Regions from separate parts of the Mus musculus genome. Here regions 2, 3 and 4 are each linked to region 1. A link is a loop called in an ENCODE intact Hi-C map of the cell type or tissue named here. Cell type or tissue: heart. All regions are shown on one strand. Region 1 has its middle 21 kb from the start of Gm35062. Region 2 overlaps Hmga2 (high mobility group AT-hook 2). Region 3 has its middle 30 kb from the start of Llph. Region 4 has its middle 58 kb from the start of 1700006J14Rik.

The links. Hi-C counts contacts between places; a loop is a spot of excess contacts. Peaks named below come from ENCODE experiments on the same cell type or tissue, not always from the same donor. Only the 100,000 strongest peaks of a DNase experiment are listed, where the experiment ranks them.
Region 2: a loop joins it to region 1, with 1.9 times the contacts of the local background. A loop is called at or near these places in 2 of 42 quality-filtered maps.
Region 3: a loop joins it to region 1, with 16 times the contacts of the local background. A loop is called at or near these places in 5 of 42 quality-filtered maps.
Region 4: it touches region 1 in a loop (12-fold over the local background); 7 of 42 quality-filtered maps call a loop at or near these places.

Annotation. Positions count from the first base shown.
Region 1 is chr10:120,665,701-120,668,200 of GRCm38, reverse strand. No RefSeq gene overlaps it. Among named protein-coding and RNA genes, the nearest start is that of Gm35062, 21 kb to the left of the region's middle. In heart, a CTCF peak has its summit at 989 (motif pointing right); no DNase peak of the experiment used is centred here; H3K27ac peaks cover 455 bases.
Region 2 is chr10:120,430,558-120,433,057 of GRCm38, reverse strand. All of the region lies in intron 3 of Hmga2 (high mobility group AT-hook 2), which reads left to right. Among named protein-coding and RNA genes, the nearest start is that of Mir763, 16 kb to the left of the region's middle. In heart, a CTCF peak has its summit at 1,421 (motif pointing left); no DNase peak of the experiment used is centred here; H3K4me3 peaks cover 369 bases; H3K27ac peaks cover 1,189 bases.
Region 3 is chr10:120,256,174-120,258,673 of GRCm38, reverse strand. No RefSeq gene overlaps it. Among named protein-coding and RNA genes, the nearest start is that of Llph, 30 kb to the right of the region's middle. In heart, a CTCF peak has its summit at 1,153 (motif pointing left); no DNase peak of the experiment used is centred here.
Region 4 is chr10:120,305,181-120,307,680 of GRCm38, reverse strand. No RefSeq gene overlaps it. Among named protein-coding and RNA genes, the nearest start is that of 1700006J14Rik, 58 kb to the left of the region's middle. In heart, a CTCF peak has its summit at 1,487; no DNase peak of the experiment used is centred here.

The DNA.
Region 1 (2,500 bases):
CACCTAGTAGTGTTTCTGATGAACAAGGCTTCTAAGGCTGGGCGCGCTTTCCCTTACCTGAATGCTTCTGCTTTTCCCTTCGTGTAGAGAGGGAAAAGAAGTCCTGTTGTTACTTTTATGTCTTTGAAATGCAATTGTGTCTACATTTTTTGGTTTTTCGAGACAGGGCTTCTCTGTGTAGCCCTGGCTGTCCTGGAGCTCACTTTGTAGACCAGGCTGGCCTCGAACTCAGAAATCCGCCTGCCTCTGCCTCCCGAGTGCTGGGATTAAAGGCATGCGCCACCACGCCCGGCTGTGTCTACATCTTTTTTGTCAAGCTTGTTGGTCTGTGGTGCTGGAGCCAACTTCCTTCATTATGGTGATGTAAAAGTGACAGGCAGATCTGTGCCCCTCCCCTTTCCTTCATAGCTGCAATGTTAGCCCACTCCATAAATCGCAACAGCTGAGACCATCTTACTGGTAGAAATATTTCCATAATTTAGACCACTCAGAAATTTGTCAGAGAGCTATTAATAAGGACAAGATCTCTTCTTGAAATCCTGGCTTCGGATTTTAAAAGCAAGCCAACCAAATCTTTCAGACGTCGCTGGTAGGCCTTGTTACTCTCAATCCATTGTGTAGAGTGCTCTCTGGCAGCTTTGCAAAACAACTCTTGGAAGGGGCCTAGAGAAAACTGGAATTTCCTAGAAACTCACTTTTTAATTCAGTCCGGTGCCAACACCAGTGAGTGACAGCACTCGCCTTATTTGCATATTTAAGAGCGGGTTTTGCTCTATTCATTCATTTTCTTACTCTTGTTTTTAAACTGAATTTGTATTGTATATAAACTGAACATATTATTAGACTGAATATACATAATATATATTAAAATCTGTGTACACAGAGAAAGAGAGACAGACAGACAGACATTTTTAAAATTCAACCTTCAAAACCTGGGGAATATCCTGGGATTTAAAGCATCCTTGTGGTATGTGTGAGAATGTGTCAGTCAAACTCTAGGTGGCGCTCCACATCCGGCTTGGGAAGCAGGGCAGGGAGCGTGGCCATAATGAGACCTAAAGGACACAGACTTGGAAGGAAGCTTTCCGTGTGGGGGTGGAGGGTGGGGTAGAGCAGGGTGCGTACTTGGGTTTCATTTGGGGAAAACAAACAAAACACCGTATTGCAATGTAAGTTAGTTTTAGATTTCTATTTGGGGGGGGGGGGGGAGGTATAAAAATATCCAACTTGAGCACCTTCCTTCTCACCTCCTGGACCGGGTCAGTAACTCTTAAGTACTTCTTCATTGCGATCTATCCTGGTTGTAACTGTTGAAGTATTTGTTGTAACGTTTTCCTGCTGGGATTGTAATTCCCTGAAGTAGAGACCTCCTGGCTATATTCAGTTATGATGTTTGGTTTTCATTCACATGCCTCCTGTTTCATCCATCGGCTGCTCTCATTTGGTCACATTTTTGTCTGCTGTTCCTCTTCCCACGGGCAGGCTCTTCTCTCTGCCCCATGCCATTTCCTCTCAGCCTTCTTGCCCTCCCAGCCTAGATGCGCGACTCATCCCCACCCCGCCCTCTTGGATCATGAGATTTAAAAGTGAAGAAACATTGATGTGAGACAATAAAAGTCTAAAAATGGTCTGTAAATAGACTCAAGATTCAAAGTAAGATAACTCAAGGGCAGGACAAAGGCAATTCTATTACTGCAGAAGACCAAGGATGCCTCCTGTTCATTTCTTCCTGAGCAGGTGCTATGCCTCCGGGAGTTGGCATCTGAAAGCTGAAGGCCAGCAAAGCCCTTGCAGATGAATGGTCTGGAATAGGGACAATTGGCTGGTGCCATAAGTGGTGTCTTGGTTCGCTTCATTAAACTCCTGGACACTAGAAATTCCTACACTTGAGGACTTTCCCTAGGTTAGATCCTGACCCACTCTGTATTTGCAAGCCAGAGCTGTTGTGTCTGCCTCTTTTCTTCTCTCTTCTCTCTCACCACTCCTCCTTCCCTTCCCTTCCCTTCCCTTCCCTTCCCTTCCCTTCCCTTCCCTTCCCTTCCCTTCCCTTCCCTTCCCTTCCCTTCCCTTCCCTTCCCTTCCCTTCCCTTCCCTTCCCTTGCCTGCCTGTCTAAGACTTAAAAGGAAGGAAGGAAGGCTGAGGGGAGGAACGAAGAAGGAAATGCGGAAAGGGGAAAGCGAGGAGAAGGAAAGGGAAGCTAAGCTAAACTTTCTCAGAGGACTAACTGACTCTTTGTTTAAGCACAGTTCATGTTGACAGGAACTGAAAGCAAAAGTGATATTGGCAGGCTCTCTGCTTCCCCTGAAGTGGTAAGTGGAGAGCCTGGAGTTTTGGAAGATTGCATCCCCCAAATCCTTGCATTATTTCCAACCACAAAAACAAAACAGAGGGCTGGAGAGGAACTCACAGGCACTGATGCCAAACCTCATTTGTTCGGATGAAGATAATGGGGCTCTCTGGTGAGTAACTTCCTTGAAGCCACTGAACTTAGGCGTTGGA
Region 2 (2,500 bases), 240 kb after region 1:
TCTAGCTGAAGCTTTGTCTGCCCTCCAGAGATATTTCTTTTTTGCTGGGAGGTTTTCCTCAGAGGACATTGGAGAGGGCAGAGAGGGAGGGAGTGGCTTTCTTCAAGACCAGCAGATAGAATGGCTGAGCAGGGCTTGCAAAGCAAGGTCGAATGACACAGGTCTCTGGGAAGACTAAAACTCAGGGCTGTAACTTTTGATGTGAGCCGGTTCCTGCAACGTTCGCTCAGCACTCCAGCGTGCTTTTTGGGCACAGCGCCATGTTGCCCTCTCCCCTTTGACGTGTAGGGCCCCGGGCTCCACTTTGTATTTTGGCAGTCTGCATACAGAGGCTGGGGTTTGAGTCCAGTGCTTTGAAAGACAAGGAAGAGGAGAACGGTTTTGGCGTGGGGACTGGCCAAAAGTTTGTGTGTAATGTTTTCAGATGGTCTTATCTCCCACGTCAGTAAAGCAAGTGAATGATGCATCTGGATTTTTAGATCTCCTCCCTGATATCTTTTCTTTAAAGAGGAAAAAAGATTACATTCTTTGCACCTGAGAAAAGTAACAGATCAGATCATGTGTGCCACATCGGAGGAACTGGAAAGCCTCCCGCGTCCTTTGGGGACAATGGCTGTTTTTGTTCAAGGCAGTGATGCGCAACTGTGCCACTCATACTCTGTCATGGGGCTTGTTGATTGGAAGAATAACCTACTTACAAGGCGCCCCCTATGGCAAGGCACTGCCCCACCCCGGTTTAGCAGTGAGGGATTTGCGTAGCAGGTACCCTTTTGTGTTACATTGTTACAAGTCCATGTGGTGTTACACTGTAAACAAGTCCGTGTGGTGTTACACTGTAAACAAGTCCGGTTTTAATGCCGTAAATCACTTCACCTGGAAGCAGCCTTCCCATGCCCTGCCCATGCACACCTCCATTTGAACTCCAGCCATTGAAAGCCAGGTTTAGTCTTCCAGAAATGGATCTTTTTTTGCAACAGTGTTGCCTCCAGTCCTGTACGCACTGCTTTACCATTCATCCCCCAAGGTTTCCTTGTGCTGTCAGCAAAGGATGCAGGAAGATCTGCAAAGGTAGGTGCTGGGGAAGTCAAGAGCAGCCATTAGGTGATCCTGAATACAAATGAGAGAACACTGTAGTAAATGGGCAGGCAGCCTTGTGAGATGGCAGAATTAAAAGAGAAAGCCACTTTCAGAAAAACACTTCTTTCCCTTCCAATTATCTTCCTTATTTCCAAGGGACATTAATAGGTAACTACCTAAATATATGTGATGATGTAATAATTCCAGTGCATTAATTGTATGTGTGTGTAGGTATCTACTTTTTAGATCTGTAAATGCAATTGCTTTGTGAGTCTGCTAGGCCTGCTGGTTCTACTTTGGTGGGGCACCTAGCTTGCAGTCTCCTGTGGTGCTTCACTGCTCTCTGCTGGAGAAGCCCATGCCAGCCCAGGCATTGAGGGTGGATGGCTGTGAAGGAACACAGGTGTGATGACTTGCCTGCGAGTCTCCCAGCCTCTGCGTTTAAATTCAGTGCAAGATTTTTTTTCCCCATGCCAATCAGGAACTGTAAGGCTCCAGTCATGTTGTTCAGGCTGGAAGATACAACTGCAAAACCATCCAGACTTCAGCCTCTTCCTGCAAACGTTGCCCTCCACAAAAGTATCCTGGGTAATAGTGCACAGAGTCTGTGGGGTTTCTCAAGTTATTTCCTTTCATTCCCGACACAGGAGAATAATTTATTCTGTTCTATACATCTACATCAATAACCTATATCAATAATCCCAACTCCAAGGGAAAGTCAAGCTCTTTTGAATAAATGATATTATGCTTGATATATATATATATATATATATATATATATATATATATATATATATATATGATCCAGAGAAAATGGACCAAGAGTATTAACTAAATAAGCATAAAGCATGTTAGGACATGTTTCCTCCAGACTTTTCCAAGGAGGAATAAATATTAACTTAAACCCTCATTTGCATGGATAAAAATTGCCATAATTTAGAAGCTACACTTCTCAAGTTTGAAACAAAAGCCCAAATACAAAAACCACTAAATGTCTTAGAGGACTATCATTTCAGATATAAGTTCAGTGTGCATATAGATTTGTTTATGCACATGGTGCGTGTCCACACATACACACATGTCCACATCTAGGTATTTCGATGGGAACTCGGAGTGAAGCTGTAAACTTTAACACATCTCCAGAATGTTTTATGCTCTGGAATCTCTTCACATGAAAACAATTTGATGAGTAGAAATCATAAAAGCCAGCCTCCCAACGCAATTAGTGCGACTCCATTCCTCAGCATTCCAAGTGAATTATTGCTGCGCTGTCAAAGACAACAAAAACATTTGGGAAGGACTGTTTATTTTACAGCGGTTGACCAAAAGTATGCAAGTGGTTACAAAAAAAAGTAGCCAGCTAAAGTTGGGAGGTGCCACTCACACATCCTGAAATCCATTCACAGAGCTTTGACAGTCACTC
Region 3 (2,500 bases), 410 kb after region 1:
CAGTTTCTTCTTTAGAGGTTGTATCTACCCAGGAGTGCTAGCAGTCATTTTCTAATTTAAAACCTTTAGCACTAGGGCTGGAAAGGAATCTGAGGTAAGACTACATTTTTACATGAATTCTACATAATTTCCAATCTTAATGAATGCTGTACTTTTCATGTATACTTCTGTGTAAAGATGTAAATTTTAAAACCAGAACAGCTGACCGACAGGCACCTCATCTTTGAGCTGAGATAGCTCCCTCAACTACATGCCTGTAGTTCTAACATGTAGGAAACAGAGGTAGGAAGATCACTGCAGATTTGAGAGCAGCCTGTTCTACATAGGAAGCAGCAGACAAGGCAAGAGTATGTATTCCCAAGGAAACAAAACAAAGGGCTGGAGAGATGGCTCAGCCGGTAAGAGCACTGACCACTGACTGCTCTTCCAAAGGTCCTGAGTTCAAATCCCAGCAACCACATGGTGGCTCATAACCATCTGTAATGGGATCTGACGCCCTCTTCTGGTTCATCTGAAGTCAGCTACAGTGTACCTATGTATAATAATAAATAAGTCTTTGGGCCAGAGCAAACAGAGATCCTAAAAATTCAATCCCCAACAACCACATGAAGGCTCACAACCATCTGTACAGCTACAGTGTACTCACATACATAAAAATACATACATAAAAATAAATAATAAATCTTAAAAAAGAAAACAAAACAAAATTTTCATCGTCTTTTAAAAATGCGCATACAGTCTATTCCACAGTGCCTGCACTCCACTTTGTACGAATGTGCTGTTCGCAGAGGAATGCACAGCTTAACGAAACTGCTCTCCTGGGTTTTACTTAACAACGACATAACTGACTTGTACATGAAGAAAATGTTAGCTTCAATGAGAAATTGAGAATTCTGCCTGCAAATAGTCCTGTAAAAGTTTACAGTCCATCCTAACCATCTAGGATATTTTCCATAACTTTAGGGTTTGATAGTAAAAAAATCTATCTACACACATCTGTGTGTTTCTAATCACAAGGCATTGAAGTCAAATAAACATGCTTGTCTAAATACGGTTGCGTTTCGGACAGTGTTCTGCTTCATATTTTGAGAAGAGCTTTGTGAAGATAAATTCTCACGGCCCTAGATGTTATACAGATGCTCACGGTGCCACCTATTGGCCATTTGTCAAATGACTCTTGACGACGAGGTCTGGTGTAGAAAGTTGTAATGCTCAGGATTCCTTTCTACCAGGACACATCCGAACTGCTGTTTCAGCTGACCGGCAGGCACCTCATCTTTGAGCTGAGATAGCTCCCTCAACACAACTGTGCATTAGCAACAACAGATGCACATTTTTCTGCAGTTGGGCACCTCCTGCAGGTTAGAATGACAGAATGAGGAAGTAGGTCGGGGCCTGGTTAACTACATCTTTGTGAACATCTCATCTAAAGACTAGTGCTCGAAGCACAGTAAATACGATGTGGAAAGAGATGTCAGGTGCTCGCATCAAAACGGTACCTCTTTACAAAAACCACAAAGAGAAGTCCAGAACTCAGAGGGGGCTCCATGGGGGGTCTGGGGCAGGATGACAGATAGGCTTGTTAGAAGTGACTGGAGAAATGTCCACAGAGCCTTTTGTGGCTGAGACACAGAAAACAATTAAGGAAGGGGCAAGCTTTATGAAAAGCAAACAATGTTTTAAAAGATGTTGTAAGCTGGGCAGTGGTGATGCACACCTTTAATCCCAGCACTTGGGAGGCAGAGGCAGGCAGATTTCTGACTTTGAGGCCAGCCTGGTCTACAGAGAGTGTTCCAGGACAGCCAGGGCTACACAGAGAAACCCTGTCTCGAGAAACAAACAAACAAATAAACAAACAAAAAAAGATGTTGTAAAAAGAATGCACTCTGAATGGGGGGATGATGAAGGAGGAAGGCTGTGAACCTGGTGTTTTTGAAAGTGGTCCTCGAGAAAGAACTTTCTAGAAAGACTTTGAGGATGCACACATCTCCCACAGCTGCAGTAACCCTGTGATGCAGGGGGAGAAAGACCCCCACATCCGGTACTCTGCAGTGTAAAAGGCTGCAGCGGACTGGTTTCAGAGCTACCCCAGCTGGCTTTTAAGCCAGGATGGAGTGACAATGATCTTTCACACAGGGGGGTCATTCACAGTTCAGAAAGTGTCCTAGAGGTCTCTGAGTGGAGGCCATCTGATTGTACTTCTGAAATCTCTTTTTTATTTAAAAAAAATCTATAGAGAAAAATCTATTTTCCCAGAATCACATTGAATTCCAAACCAGTGTGCATGTTGAAGCTAAAATCCAAACTTTTGAGAGAGAAGAGGGTCTCTCTTGAATCAAATATCAGCTCAGCCCCTTGTAAGTTCTGTGGTTTTCTGAAGTCTTTAAAATAAAAATGATTATGTAAAGACATTGGCAGACACTGCGGATCAGTGACGATCCATACACTTTTTACATCAAATCCAGGACAATTTGCATGTCCTTAAAATACTCATGCGGCC
Region 4 (2,500 bases), 360 kb after region 1:
AACTGCTCTTCCAGAGGTCCTGAGTTCAATATCCAGTAACCACGTGGTGACTCACAACTATCTGTAATGAGATGAGATACCCTCTTCTGGTGTGTCTGATGACAGCAACAGTGTACTCACATAAATAAATAAATAATTTGGACCCTCATCCTAGCTGCCTGGAAGCCCATCTTCTCCTGTTTGACTTCAGAACAAGATGTTGAACTCTCAGCTCCTCCTGCACCATGCCTGCCTGGATGCTGCCATGCCATGCCTTGATGATAATGAACGGAACCTCTGAACCTGTAAGCCAGCCCCAATTAAATGCTCTCCTTATAAGAGTTGCCTTGGACATGGTGTCTGTTCACAGCAGTAAAACCCTAAAACACTGCTGGAACCATTCACCACTGGAAATATTTACTGGTAGAGACTGTGGGAGAGCTGACTCGAAGAACTATCCCCCTTGTTGACAGAAAAGAGGAAACTCAATATGCACACTGGGAGATTTCAAATTCTGAGGAGCCCTGGGCAGCACAAACATCACGCTGGGTATTTTCTTACAACGTACTCATTGAAAGAATCAGAAATATATTACACTCAGAGAAATAGAGTCCTGGGTTGTCATGTGCACCCGACTTTCACTTCGGTAAGGGTGCTATGAGCTGCTTATATCGTAAACCACCATTGTGAACACCAACCGATGAGGGATCCCATGGTGGGATATTGCCAGTTAACACGTTGGCAGAAATGCCAGCAGACAGACAATTCTATGAGCTCACAAAACCATTAGCTTTCTCCTCTGGGCACATGAGAATGATACCCAGCAGTCCTCCTGCTTTCAGATGGCATCTTGTGACAACAGATGGCCAGCAGACACACATACATGCAGATACTTCCACCCTGGTCCTTAAAATGGCAGCTTCTCAATGTTGTTTGTTTGTTTGTTTTCTCTCTTGTTGCTGCACAGCTATCAATATGGCACTCCAGCATAGACTTGTAGGGAGGCCCTAGGCCATTGCAGAGCCGCTGGGAGAGAGAGGCAGGTCTGCTGAAGCCATCCTAATGAAGAGATTCGAGAGACCGAGGAAATGGCTGTGTAGATAAGATGCCAGTCACCGAGGCTGACAATCTGAGTTCGATGCCCAGTTCCTACATGGTAGAGAGAAAGAGCAGGCTCCTACAGGTTGTCCTCTGACGTGTGCACTGTTGCAAGTCCAGTGGTAGGGTCCCTCCCCACCCCCACCCCCCACCCCTGTGCATGTTCAACGCACTGGTTCACTTGCTATCTAAAGATCAATTTGCCAGAATGTTTTCAGGATCAAAAGTGCCTATCTATTCATTTTAAAAATGAGTTAACAATTCCCCCTGAAGTCATGTTAATACATAATAGAAGTTAGACTTGCCTAAAGTCTCACTTCGTCATACCCTGTGGTATCTTTATAAAAATTTAGATCTCTGCCTAACTTTGGAGGAGGAAACCAAGAAAATGATCCTACAGCGCCCCCCTTTGAGCACTGTGATGCCAAGACGGAGACATAGACACGACTTACTTTTGTGAATGCTCCTGGAAACTGGTCCTTGGACACCTAAGTGAAGAAATGTCTGTCACGCCAGGCTGCCTTTACCAAACAAGACTATACCCTATGAAGTGTTTCCATTGATTTAAGTGGAAAATAAAATTACAACAGTATCAAGCATGCTACAGTTTCAGGCTCTATACTGCTGGCTGAGAACTTAGCCCCTGTCCCAGAATTCTGCCCCAACTGGTACCAGAAAGAGAGAATTCCTACTATCTCTATGTAGCAGCCCATTCTGCTTAGCCCAGATCCCCACTGAAGGGTGGTGATGGGTACAAAAGGCTTCCAAAGGGAGAACTGGCAAGCAGGAAGCCTGTACCCTATTCCTTGAAAAGAAGAAAATACTGAAATTATTTATCAATACCATAGAATGGCCCATAAATCGACATAAAGACACTGTTGTGACCACTCATGTAAGAAAGTCAGTATGTATCAAGTACTTCAGTCAGAAACATTGTTTTTCATCAAACATCCAATAACATTGGCATTATGTAATATTTTGGCAGTTCACATTTACAATTCAGTACCACCGTGATTTTTTTGGTCTCAAGATATTTCCGAGGTGGTTAGAGTTCATTTGTGGATACCCGCAATGCAAAACCAAGATTGGTGGACTAGAGAGATGGCTCAGCAGTTAAGAGCCCTTGCTGTTCTTTCTAAAGACCTAAGTTTGGTTCTCAGCATCCAACTGGGCAGCTCACCTGTAATTCCACTTCCAAGGACTCTAACAGCCTCTTCTGGCCTCTCTACCCACCAGATAGGCATATGGTACAGATACATGCAGGTAAATACTCATAGCCATAAAAAACTATTTCTAAAAGCTCTGATGAAGCTCTATCATCAATGTACCTCCAGACCCATAATTATACCTCTGACTGTAACAGTTCCGCCAAGACCTCTGTGTGATGGATGTCTGTGTGTAAAGTCCCCTGATGCACCGCCCT